Linked DNA regions of Homo sapiens: region 1 is linked to region 2. A link is a contact called in ENCODE Hi-C or POLR2A ChIA-PET data. All regions are on one chromosome and are shown on one strand. Each heading gives the region's core, a stretch centred on a gene start or an enhancer-like site at or near the end of the contact. The rest is flanking DNA. Distances are from core to core; before and after follow the strand shown.

Region 1 (5,465 bases), core at 2,702-5,201, 270 kb before region 2:
TTCCTCCCAAGAGGCAGAGGTGGCGAGCAGGCCGCAGAGGGGAGGGCGCGGGGGTAGGGGCCACCCCTGCGTGATAACTGCAGACTCAGGATCAACATCGGAGAAGCCGGGTGAGAAACCAGCACTAACCTGCAGAGGCAGAAACCAGATATCACATCAGTCTCTAAGTGGAACGGGCTTGAAAGCCAGATAAGGAATCCCAGGGCCCCTGGGTTCCACACGGAGGCCAAGGCCAAGCTGAACAGGTCCTTCCCTTCCCTGTCTTCAGCCAAGGGGCCATGGGCAGATGGGGCAGGGCTCTGGGGCAGAGAACATTCCTTAAACTGCTATAAAGACAAACCGAGAACACGCTAGAGAAGTCCTCCCCTGCTGGCAAAACCACCGTAAGCAGAGTGCAAGCCCCCAAAACTCTCAACAGTTATAAGCAGCCCATTTGGGGTCAGTGTGGTAAATTCGACAAATCTGACCAGCCAGGTGGTCACTGACATGGAGCCGCCCAGGTGTGTGGGCGCATGGGGGCTTCCTAACTTGTGCACTCCTGGTCTCATGCCCACATCCCTAGAACTGCAGTCAGCAGCCATCGTGTGCCTGAGTGCCCAGGGACTGTGTGCGTGGGTTTTCTTTGCAGCCTGGCACTCCCACGCACCTGCACGCACATCTGTACACACACGTTTCCTCTTCCACGGCCTCCCGGGTCCACACGGTCACCCCAGTATGTCATGGATGCTAGCCTCACCTGGCGGTGTCCACTTCTTCCTTCTGCCCCCATGAGGCCAAAGCATCTCCTTATGGGGCTCACCATTGGAAGGGGACCCATAGGGGTTCACTCAGACCCCACTCCCCACGGGTCCCAGGGCTCCTGGGATCTACGGAAGGGAGTGGGGCTGTCACAGGACCATCCAGGAGGCTTACAGTTACAGGAAGGGGTCAAAGCCTCAGCTCCTGGGGTGGGGAGGACGGTGGGGTCCGTCACGGCCAGGCCCTGCCTCCGCCCACAGCCTTGCCCTGGCTGGCAGGCTGGCCTTCAGCCTGACCCCGCCTGCTTCCCACCCCACAGAAGACGTCTTCCCCTGCAAGGACTGTGGCATCTGGTACCGCAGCGAGCGCAACCTGCAGGCGCACCTGCTCTACTACTGCGCCAGCCGCCAGGGCACCGGCTCCCCGGCCGCAGCCGCCACAGACGAGAAGCCCAAAGAGACCTACCCCAACGAGCGCGTCTGCCCCTTCCCCCAGTGCCGCAAGAGCTGCCCCAGCGCCAGCTCCCTGGAGATCCACATGCGCAGCCACAGCGGTGAGCCCCCACCCCGGACGCGGGTCCTCAGGATGCCGGCTGCTTCCCCACCCAGTCCCGCAGGCCGCCCGGGAAAACCCACATGCAAGCACACACGGTGCCACCATTCACCTGCGCGGTCTCCGGCACACCCAGGGCCCCCGCAGGGGCCCAGAGCAGGCAGGCCGGACTGTGGGCTATCTGGGTAGTCAGCTGAGGGCTGGGCCCACTGCTGTCCCGAGAGACAAAAGGCGGAGGAGGAGGAGGAGGGGTTTAAAGACCCTTCAGCACAGGGTCCCCCGGCACAGATCACGGCCCTGGGCCCAGTCGCCTTCCTCATCCCTGGAGTCCCAAGGTTAAGCTGGCCCGGGCACCGCTCTTACGCGCCCTGTGTTCCAGGAGAGCGGCCCTTCGTGTGCCTGATCTGCCTGTCGGCCTTCACCACCAAGGCCAACTGCGAGCGGCACCTCAAGGTGCACACGGACACGCTGAGCGGTAGGCACCGCAGGGGCCGGGGGGTGTGTGGGTCCCGCCTCCCCGCCCTGGGCCTTGACCACCTCGCCATGGCCCACAGGTGTCTGCCACAGCTGTGGCTTCATCTCCACCACAAGGGACATCCTCTACAGCCACTTGGTCACCAACCACATGGTCTGCCAGCCTGGCTCCAAGGGTGAGATCTACTCGCCAGGGGCCGGACACCCAGCAACCAAGCTGCCCCCAGGTGAGCAGCCCTGTGGGGGCCACCCCTGCCCCTTAGGCCCCCTGAGCAGTGGGAAGGGAGTGGGCTTGTCGCCCAAGACAGGTGGGGGTCCGTTTCAGCCTTCGCTCTAAACCACTCCCGCCCACCCCTCCCCTTCCGGAGCTCGCCCTCCAGCTCTGACCGGCCAGGTCCTGCCCCAGGCCTGAGGTGCCACCCCTGCGATCTCTCTGCAGACAGTCTGGGCAGCTTCCAGCAGCAGCACACGGCCCTGCAAGGCCCCCTGGCCTCCGCGGACCTGGGCCTGGCGCCCACCCCATCGCCAGGACTGGACAGAAAGGCCCTGGCCGAGGCCACCAACGGAGAGGCCAGAGCGGAGCCTCTGGCCCAGAATGGAGGCAGCAGCGAGCCCCCGGCGGCCCCCAGGAGCATCAAGGTGGAGGCGGTGGAGGAGCCGGAGGCGGCCCCCATCCTGGGCCCCGGAGAGCCTGGGCCCCAGGCCCCGTCGCGGACGCCGTCGCCGCGCAGCCCCGCCCCGGCCAGGGTCAAGGCCGAGCTGTCCAGCCCCACGCCGGGCTCCAGCCCGGTGCCCGGCGAGCTGGGCCTGGCCGGGGCCCTGTTCCTTCCGCAGTACGTGTTCGGGCCCGACGCGGCGCCCCCCGCCTCGGAGATCCTGGCCAAGATGTCCGAGCTGGTGCACAGCCGGCTGCAGCAGGGCGCGGGCGCGGGCGCCGGCGGCGCGCAGACCGGGCTCTTCCCCGGGGCCCCCAAGGGCGCTACGTGCTTCGAGTGCGAGATCACCTTCAGCAACGTCAACAACTACTACGTGCACAAGCGCCTCTACTGTTCAGGCCGCCGTGCGCCCGAGGACGCGCCTGCCGCGCGCAGGCCCAAGGCGCCCCCCGGCCCGGCCCGCGCGCCCCCCGGCCAGCCCGCCGAACCCGACGCGCCGCGCTCGTCCCCGGGCCCCGGAGCGCGCGAGGAGGGGGCTGGGGGCGCGGCCACGCCCGAGGACGGCGCGGGCGGCCGGGGCAGCGAGGGCAGCCAGAGCCCGGGTAGCTCCGTGGACGACGCGGAGGACGACCCCAGCCGCACGCTGTGCGAGGCCTGCAACATCCGCTTCAGCCGCCACGAGACCTACACCGTGCACAAGCGGTACTACTGCGCCTCGCGCCACGACCCGCCGCCGCGCCGACCGGCCGCGCCCCCGGGACCCCCTGGGCCGGCCGCGCCCCCGGCCCCCTCTCCCGCCGCGCCTGTGCGCACGCGCAGACGCCGCAAGCTCTACGAGCTGCACGCGGCCGGCGCCCCGCCCCCCCCGCCGCCCGGCCACGCCCCCGCGCCCGAGTCGCCGCGGCCCGGAAGCGGAAGCGGAAGCGGCCCCGGCCTCGCCCCTGCGCGCTCGCCCGGCCCCGCGGCCGACGGCCCCATCGACCTGAGCAAGAAGCCGCGGCGCCCGCTCCCCGGAGCCCCGGCACCGGCGCTGGCCGACTACCACGAGTGCACGGCCTGCCGCGTGAGCTTCCACAGCCTCGAGGCCTACCTGGCGCACAAGAAGTACTCGTGCCCCGCTGCGCCACCGCCCGGCGCGCTCGGCCTGCCCGCCGCCGCCTGCCCCTACTGCCCCCCGAACGGCCCGGTGCGCGGGGACCTGCTGGAGCATTTCCGCCTGGCGCACGGCCTGCTGCTCGGCGCGCCCCTGGCCGGCCCGGGGGTCGAGGCCCGGACGCCGGCCGACCGCGGCCCCTCGCCCGCTCCCGCCCCCGCCGCCTCCCCGCAGCCCGGGTCCCGTGGCCCCCGGGACGGCCTCGGCCCGGAGCCCCAGGAGCCGCCGCCCGGCCCGCCCCCGTCCCCGGCCGCCGCGCCCGAGGCCGTGCCGCCCCCGCCGGCGCCCCCCTCCTACTCGGACAAGGGCGTCCAGACTCCCAGCAAGGGCACGCCGGCGCCGCTGCCCAACGGCAACCACCGGTACTGCCGTCTTTGCAACATCAAGTTCAGCAGCCTGTCCACCTTCATCGCCCACAAGAAGTATTACTGCTCCTCGCACGCCGCCGAGCACGTGAAGTGAGCGCCCACACTACAGCCGCAGACGCTTTGCACGCCCCGCTGCGATGCGGGGAGGGGGCCGCCCCCAGGCCGCACGGACTGCCGCTCCTGGGAACCCCGCCACGCACAGGCCTCGGCGGAGGGGGCCGCAGGGGGCAGCGCCCGCCTGGACCCTTGGCACTTAATAAAGAAGTTCAGTTTGATGAGCATGGTGGTGGGCCAGCCTAGTTCTCTGAGCCAGCAGGCACACGCAGCCAGTGTCACATCCAGCCCTGCTGTGTACACAGGCCACTGCGGCCCGGAGTGGCTGGGCCCCTGCCGGAGTTACACCACTGGGTGCTAAGAGCTAGACCGAGCGTCAGGTCGGAGGCCACAGCACACACTGAACCACTGCAGGGCCAGCCGCTCTGGGCCTACCCCACCCCAGCCCTGTCCATACCCCCCTAGGGAGAGCAGCCTCCACACTGCTGACCCTCTCCACGGTCTACTTGGCCGCCAGACACGGAAGAGAGGGGCACTGACCTGGCTGGCCATCCCCCAACCCTGCATGGTCCTGGGGGTCCGATGTCCCCCATCCAGTCACAGACCACCAGGGATGGCAGGGGTGGGGGCGCCCTGGGGAGGATGAAGCCCTGTGGTGGCCAAGGCTGGGGGAAGAACAGGCGAGTAGGTGGACAGGAGAGGGAGACCGAGGCCGAAGCATTCCCTGGCCTCGAGGGGGTCCTGATGCTCACTGGTGGGTGCATCTCTCCCTCAGAGCCAGGGCTGAGGACAACCGTGTGGTGGAGTCACCTGTGGTGGCTGAGTCGGTGCAAGGGTCAGGGCACCCCCACCCCCCGTCTTCCCTGCCCTGCTGGGCTGTATGGGCCGGCCACACTGAGGGAGTACTTGGCTGACCGCGTTCAGCCACGGTGTCACCGTGCCGTTTGCAGCTGGGTGGCTGTGGGCAGCCTCCAGCGTGCTTTCTCACTGGAGAACAAAAACACTCTTCTATTCCCAACGTCACTTTATTTTTTTATTTTTGGGTCTCACTCTCTTGCCCAGGCTGGAGTCCCTGGGATACTCACGGCTCATTGCAGCCTTGACCTCGTGAGCTCAAGTGATCTTCCCACCTCAGTTTCCTCAGTAGCTGGGGCTACAGGTGTACACCACCATGCCCAGCTAGTTTTTGTGTTTTTTGTAGAAATGGTGTCTCCCTATGTTGCCCAGGCTGGGCAACCCTATATTTTTTAGAGCTAAGGTCTTGTTCGGTTCCCCAGGCTGAAGTTCAGTGGCACGATCATAAGTCACTGCAGCCTCAAACTCCTGAGCTGAAACCATCTTCCTGCCTCAGCCTCCCAAGTAGCTGGGACTACAGGCTTGACCCACCACACCTGGCTAACTTTTAAAACATTTTTATAGAGACAGGGTCTTCCTGTGTTGCCCAAGATGGTCTCAAACTCCTGACCTCCA
Region 2 (5,618 bases), core at 2,006-4,505:
GTGCCAGCTAAGGCCTGCACAAGGGTTCCTGGCCAAGGGAGCAGCGGGGGCTGAGATCCCCGTGGCTCCACTTGTCAAGCCGTTTTTCACAAAGGTGCCTTATGAGCTAACTGCCCTGCTGGAGGTTGTCTGGTCCCAGGGGCCTTCAAACTCTTTTGTCCAAAACCCACAGTGCGAAATACGCCTTTTCAAGACGTTCTATTTTCAAAAAATTCAAACATCCAGAGAAGTTGAATCTCATTTACCCCTCAGACTCTATCTTAATGTTCTACACTGTTCTTTTTGTTGTTGTTGTTGAGATGGAGTCTCGCTGTCACCAGGCTGCAGTGCAGTGGCAGGATCTCAGTTCATTACAACCTCCACCTCCCGGGTTCAAGCGATTCTCCTGCCTCAGCCTCCCGACTAGCTGGGATTACAGATGCCCGCCACCACACCCAGCTAATTTTTGTATTTTTGGTAGAGATGGGGTTTTACCATGTTGGCCAGGCTGGTCTCGAACTCCTGACCTCAGATGATCCACCCGCCTCGGCCTCGCAAAGTGCTGGGATTACAGGTGTGAGTCACTGCGCCCAGCCTGTCCATCTTATTTGATGCATTTTAAAGTGTCAGACATCTGTTATTCCTAAACACTTCTGCATGCATGTCATTGACTAGAGTTCGATATTTGCTGATAATTTGGCTTTTAAATAAATTTACATACCATAAAATACACAAATCTTAAGCTACCCTCAGATTTTGATAAATTCATACACTTATGTGACCCAAACCTGTCATGATCTAGACCATTTCTATCACCCTAGAAAATTGCCTCGTGCTCCTTCCAAGTCAGTTCCTGCCCCAACCTGCAACTAGTTTTGACTGAAGAAATACATTGTTTGTTTAATGTGTGGTGTGGCCAGGTGTGGTGGCTCACGCCTGTAGCCCCAGCTACTTGGGAGGCCGAGGCAGGGAGATCGCTTCAGTCCAGGAGTTCGAGACCAGCCTGGGTAACATGGTGAGATGCCGTCTCTACAAAAAAACAAAAACAAAAAACAAACATTTAGCCACGCGTGGTGGCTCACGCCTGTAGCCCCAGCTACTTGGGAGGCCAAGGCAGGGGGATTCCTTTAGCCCAGGAGTGGAGGCTAAGCTACTTCACTCCAGCCTGGGTGATCAAAAAAAAAAAAAAAAAAAGCACGTGTACCAAAACAAAACTTTTCAACAAAACGTAGCTTTAAAAAATGTGGGTCTCAGTCTTCCATATTTATTTCTTGACCCACTAAAAATTTGCTACCAGCTGCTTGCAAAACACAGGTCTAGGTGCTGATCCCTTATATACAGATGGAAAACAAATGCCTCACCACGCCCTCCCCATCCCCCCACTTATGAACGTCCTCACTTTTGAGGTGTTTTGTTTTGGAGATGGAGTCTCGCTCTGTTGCCCAGGCTGCTGGAGTGTAGTGGCGGGATCCTGAGTAGCAGAGATTACAGGTGCCTGCCATCACGTCCGGCTAATTTTTGTATTTATTGTAGAGACGGGGTTTTGCCATGTTGGCCAGGCTGGTCTTGAACTCCTGACCTCAAGTGATCCGCCCGCCTCGACTTCCCAAAGTGCTGGGATTACAGGCGTGAGCCACCGTGCAGGCCACCTTTGAGGTATTTTGCAAGCACCAGTTGCATCATCAAACCGGTTTCTATTCCTTTAACTTAAAAAAAAATAGGCACAATTCACGCTTTTTACAGAAAACTTGGAAAATGGGAAAACAGAAGCCCTCCTCTGAGCCCTGGCCGCCTCCACCCGCGTCCCCTTCCCTCGCAGGCCTCCAGGCCCCGGCGGCCCGCATTGCTTTGCGGGGGACTTCCGCAGCGCTGCGCCTGGCCCTGCTTATTGGCGTCTCTGGAAGGAGTGGCTGTGGCTCGGGCTCTCCAGATAAACCGCGCTCTAGGCCGTTTCCCAGATAGGAGCGCTATAGGTTTTAAGAACTAAAACTTTAAAATCTCAGCCCTCAGCCATGCTAAAGGCAGTTTCTTTTCTTTCCTTTTTTTTTTTTTTTTTTTTTTTTGAGACGGAGTTTCTCGCTCTTTCGCTCAGGCTGAAGTGCAGTGGCGCCATTTCGCCTCCCGGGTTCAAGCGATTCTGCTGCCTCAGCCCCCCAAGCAGTTGGAATTACAGGCGCCCGCCACCACGCCTGGCTAATTTTTGTATTTTTAGTAGAGAGGGGGTTTTACCATGTTGGTCAGGCTGGTCTCGAACTCCTGACCTCAGGTGATCCGCCCGCCTCGGCCTTTCAAAGTGCTGGGATTACAGGCGTGAACCATCGCGCCCGGCCCCTTTTCTTCGTTTCCATGTAATAGCTTGATTGAGAAATAATTCACATATCAAATCCACCCTTTTAAAAAGCGAGCAACGCGGATCGCGGAGGCCACGCCTGTGATCGCAGCGCTTTGGGAGGGGGCAGTTCCAAGAGAGCGGATCACTGAACCGGGGAGTTCGAGACCACCCGGCAACGTAATCTCCGCCTCGATAGAAATAGTTTTTTTTTTTTTTTTGAGACGGAGTCTCGCTGTCGCCCAGGCTGGAGTGCAGTGGCGCGATCTCGGCTCACTGCAGGCTCCGCCCCACGGGGTTCACGCCATTCTCAGGCCTCAGCCTTTTGAGTAGCTGGGACCACAGGTGCCCACCACCACGCCCGGCTAATTTTTTGTATTTTTAGTAGAGACGGGGTTTCACCGTGTTAGCCAGGATGGTCTCGATCTCCTGACCTCATGATCCGCCCGCCTCGGCCTCCCAAAGTACTGGGATTACAGGCGTGAGCCACCGCGCCCAGCCAGAAATAGTTTTAAAAAAAGAAATAAGGAGCGTGCGGCCCGCGGGGGAAGCGCCTTTACCAGCTCGAGCCTGCAGCCCCCCAGGCCGCGCCGTCCTCGGCTCCCCCGGGCAGCGCCGGGGTTTTGTCAGGCGCGCGCTGCTGTTTGCCTGGATTGCGCTCATTCTGACCCTGAAGCCAGCGGCCCCACTGACACGCCCTGAAAAGTGGGAGCCACACGCGGGATCCGGAGACCGCGCTAAAGTCCCACGCACGACGGCGCCCGCCGGCGAGTCCACGCCCGCACGTCGGCGCATGCGCGCGGCCAAGCCGGTGCCCGCGCCCACCAGCGCGCATGCGCGCCCCGTCCCTTCCCTCCCCCCGTGCTCTGCCCCGATGGTTCGGTCCGCGCCGGGGGCGGGGCCAGGGCGCCCGCGGGAAATTTGGCGGGAACCGCGCCCGCCTCTTCCTCCCTTCCTTCTTTCCTTGCTTTCGCCGCGCACTCCGCCGCCATGGAGCAGCGCCGCGTCACCGACTTCTTCGCGCGCCGCCGCCCCGGGCCCCCCCGCATCGCGCCGCCCAAGCTGGCCTGCCGCACCCCCAGCCCCGCCAGGCCCGCACTCCGCGCCCCGGCCTCCGCTACCAGTGGCAGCCGCAAGCGCGCCCGCCCGCCCGCCGCCCCCGGACGCGACCAGGCCAGGCCACCGGCCCGCAGGAGACTGCGGCTGTCGGTGGACGAGGTGAGGGGCGTGGGGAGACTGAGGCCGGGGAGTTGGGGGCGGGGAGACTGAGGCCCGGGGGGCAGGGCTCGGGGAAACTGAGGCGGAGGGACGGGGGCGGGGAAACAGGCGGGGGGGACGGGGCGCAGGGAACTCTGGGACAGGCCGGGGGATCCTGGGGGCGCCCTGCCACCACTGGGGACTTGGCTGGCTCCTGAGATGAGCAGGAGGCACTGGGGGGCTTGCACCGGGATCCGATGATGGGGCTGGAAGTCCAGCTTCTCTGCGAGGCCAGGGCAGGGGTCCGACCTGGAAACGGCCCCGGAAGACGAGAGCAAGGCTGTGTCCCCGGCCTTAGCACAGACCACCATCTACGGGAAGTCCTAAGCCCCCCAGCCATGCCCGTCCCAGTTAACTCAGAGCGGCTTCTGATCCTTCGGGGTCCTCTGCAGAGCCAGGAGCACCAGGTCTTGTCATGAGTTCACCCTTGGGGTCCCTCCCACCAGGTTTCCAGCCCCAGTACCCCCGAGGCCCCAGACATCCCAGCCTGCCCTTCTCCGGGCCAGAAGATAAAGAAATCCACCCCGGCAGCAGGTCAGCCGCCCCACCTGACATCCGCGCAGGACCAGGTGAGGGGCGGGGCCTGGGGCAGATGCGGGAGGGCTGAGTGGTGCCGGCCTGCCTGCCTGCCTGACGGCACCGTGTCCCCTGATCCCCCTGAAGGACACCATCTCTGAGCTTGCGTCATGCCTGCAACGGGCCCGGGAGCTGGGGGCAAGAGTCCGGGCGCTGAAGGCCAGTGCCCAGGATGCTGGGGAGTCCTGCACCCCAGAGGCCGAGGGCCGCCCTGAGGAGCCATGGTGAGTGCTGGGTGGGCGGCCACGAGGCCCCGGCAAAGGCCGGGTTGGTGGCAGGCGTGGCCCAGCGAGCCTGTCAGAGGCCCAGGTCTGCTCCTTCCAGGGAGGGTGGTGGTGAGGTCACCAGGGCGCGGACCCAGACCCCTGAGAAAAAGGTCCCGGGCACTGCTGGCGCTGTGCCCTCAGTCCCTCCTGCGGGGGGCAGCTCCTGCCTCGGGGACTCTGGCAGGTTTCAAATGCTCCTGATGCATTGGTGTGTTGTCTGCCTCTGCCCCTGAGAGCTGACGAAACTGCGCTGGGGAGAGGGCAGAGCTTCCCTGGGGGAGCTGCGTGGACACAGCAGAGCTGGGGTGTGGAGCCGGGCTTTCCCGTCACCACTGCTACCCCTAACGGTGCCAGTGCTGGTGGGTGTGCAAGGGCCGCGAAAGCCATCGTGTGTGGCATGGCAGGCCCCATCGGAGGGTCTCCCTGGCCGAGGGGCCTGCTGTGGCGTTGGAGGGGTAGGGGCCTACTGCTTCTCATGAGGCTCCTCCCTCCCTGACAGTGGCGAGAAGGCGCCCGCCTACCAGCGCTTCCATGCCCTGGCCCAGCCCGGCCTGCCGGGACTCGTGCTGCCCTACAAGTACCAGGTGCTGGCGGAGATGTTCCGCAGCATGGACACCATCGTGGGCATGCTCCACAACCGCTCCGAGACGCCCACCTTTGCCAAGGTCCAGCGGGGCGTCCAGGACATGATGCGTAGGTGAGTGGCCGGGGGTGGGCTGTGGCTGTCCTGGAGTTGGGGGTGGGCCCGGGCCTGCCTCCTGAGCCGCCCCCATCCTCCCATAGGCGTTTTGAGGAGTGCAATGTTGGCCAGATCAAAACCGTGTACCCGGCCTCCTACCGCTTCCGCCAGGAGCGCAGTGTCCCCACCTTCAAGGATGGCACCAGGAGGTCAGATTACCAGCTCACCATCGAGCCACTGCTGGAGCAGGGTGAGTGCTGGGTGCGGGACCTCGGTTTCCCCATCTGTGAGCCGCACAGTTTCCAGGGTGGGTGTGAGGTGCTGGGCATCTGGCCCAGGACTGGTCACGGGTGGGTGGCTGGGTGGCCTGGTGGGGACTTAGGCCTGGACTCGTCCCACAGAGGCTGACGGAGCAGCCCCCCAGCTCACGGCCTCGCGCCTCCTGCAGCGACGGCAGATCTTCAGCCAGAAGCTGGTGGAGCATGTCAAGGAGCACCACAAGGTGAGCGGCCCCCGGCCCCGCTGTGTGAAG

The links. A loop is a pair of places that touch in the nucleus more often than their neighbours do. ChIA-PET counts read pairs that join two places held with the same protein, here RNA polymerase II (POLR2A). Pooled maps may share reads with other maps.
Region 1: a loop to region 2 is called in a pooled map, with 16 times the contacts of the local background. The contact joins the enhancer-like site here to the promoter of CDT1 in region 2. A Hi-C loop is called at or near these places in 1 of 168 maps with a recorded cell type or tissue (K562) and 6 of 50 pooled maps. POLR2A ChIA-PET finds 5 or more read pairs at or near these places in 3 of 52 experiments (K562, WTC11 and activated CD4-positive, alpha-beta T cell).

Annotation. Positions count from the first base shown.
Region 1 is chr16:88,530,945-88,536,409 of GRCh38, forward strand. ZFPM1 (zinc finger protein, FOG family member 1) reads left to right here. Exons shown (of 10, transcript NM_153813.3): 7 at 1,058-1,291; 8 at 1,670-1,765; 9 at 1,845-1,991; 10 at 2,204-5,465. The coding sequence ends at 4,035. ZFPM1-AS1 (ZFPM1 antisense RNA 1) reads right to left here and starts at 109. Exons shown (of 4, transcript NR_148997.1): 1 at 1-109. RefSeq lists enhancers at 2,480-3,040, 3,041-3,602 and a silencer at 3,244-3,703. Within about 2 kb of position 3,952, at least 12 of the 41 ENCODE cell types and tissues checked have a DNase peak (open chromatin) inside an H3K27ac peak, as active enhancers do.
Region 2 is chr16:88,800,534-88,806,151 of GRCh38, forward strand. It overlaps CDT1 (chromatin licensing and DNA replication factor 1), which reads left to right and starts at 3,256. Exons shown (of 10, transcript NM_030928.4): 1 at 3,256-3,526; 2 at 4,012-4,134; 3 at 4,229-4,365; 4 at 4,907-5,104; 5 at 5,191-5,336; 6 at 5,488-5,588. The coding sequence starts at 3,299. RefSeq lists enhancers at 2,510-3,085, 3,804-4,687, 4,688-5,570 and silencers at 3,018-3,257, 3,338-3,447.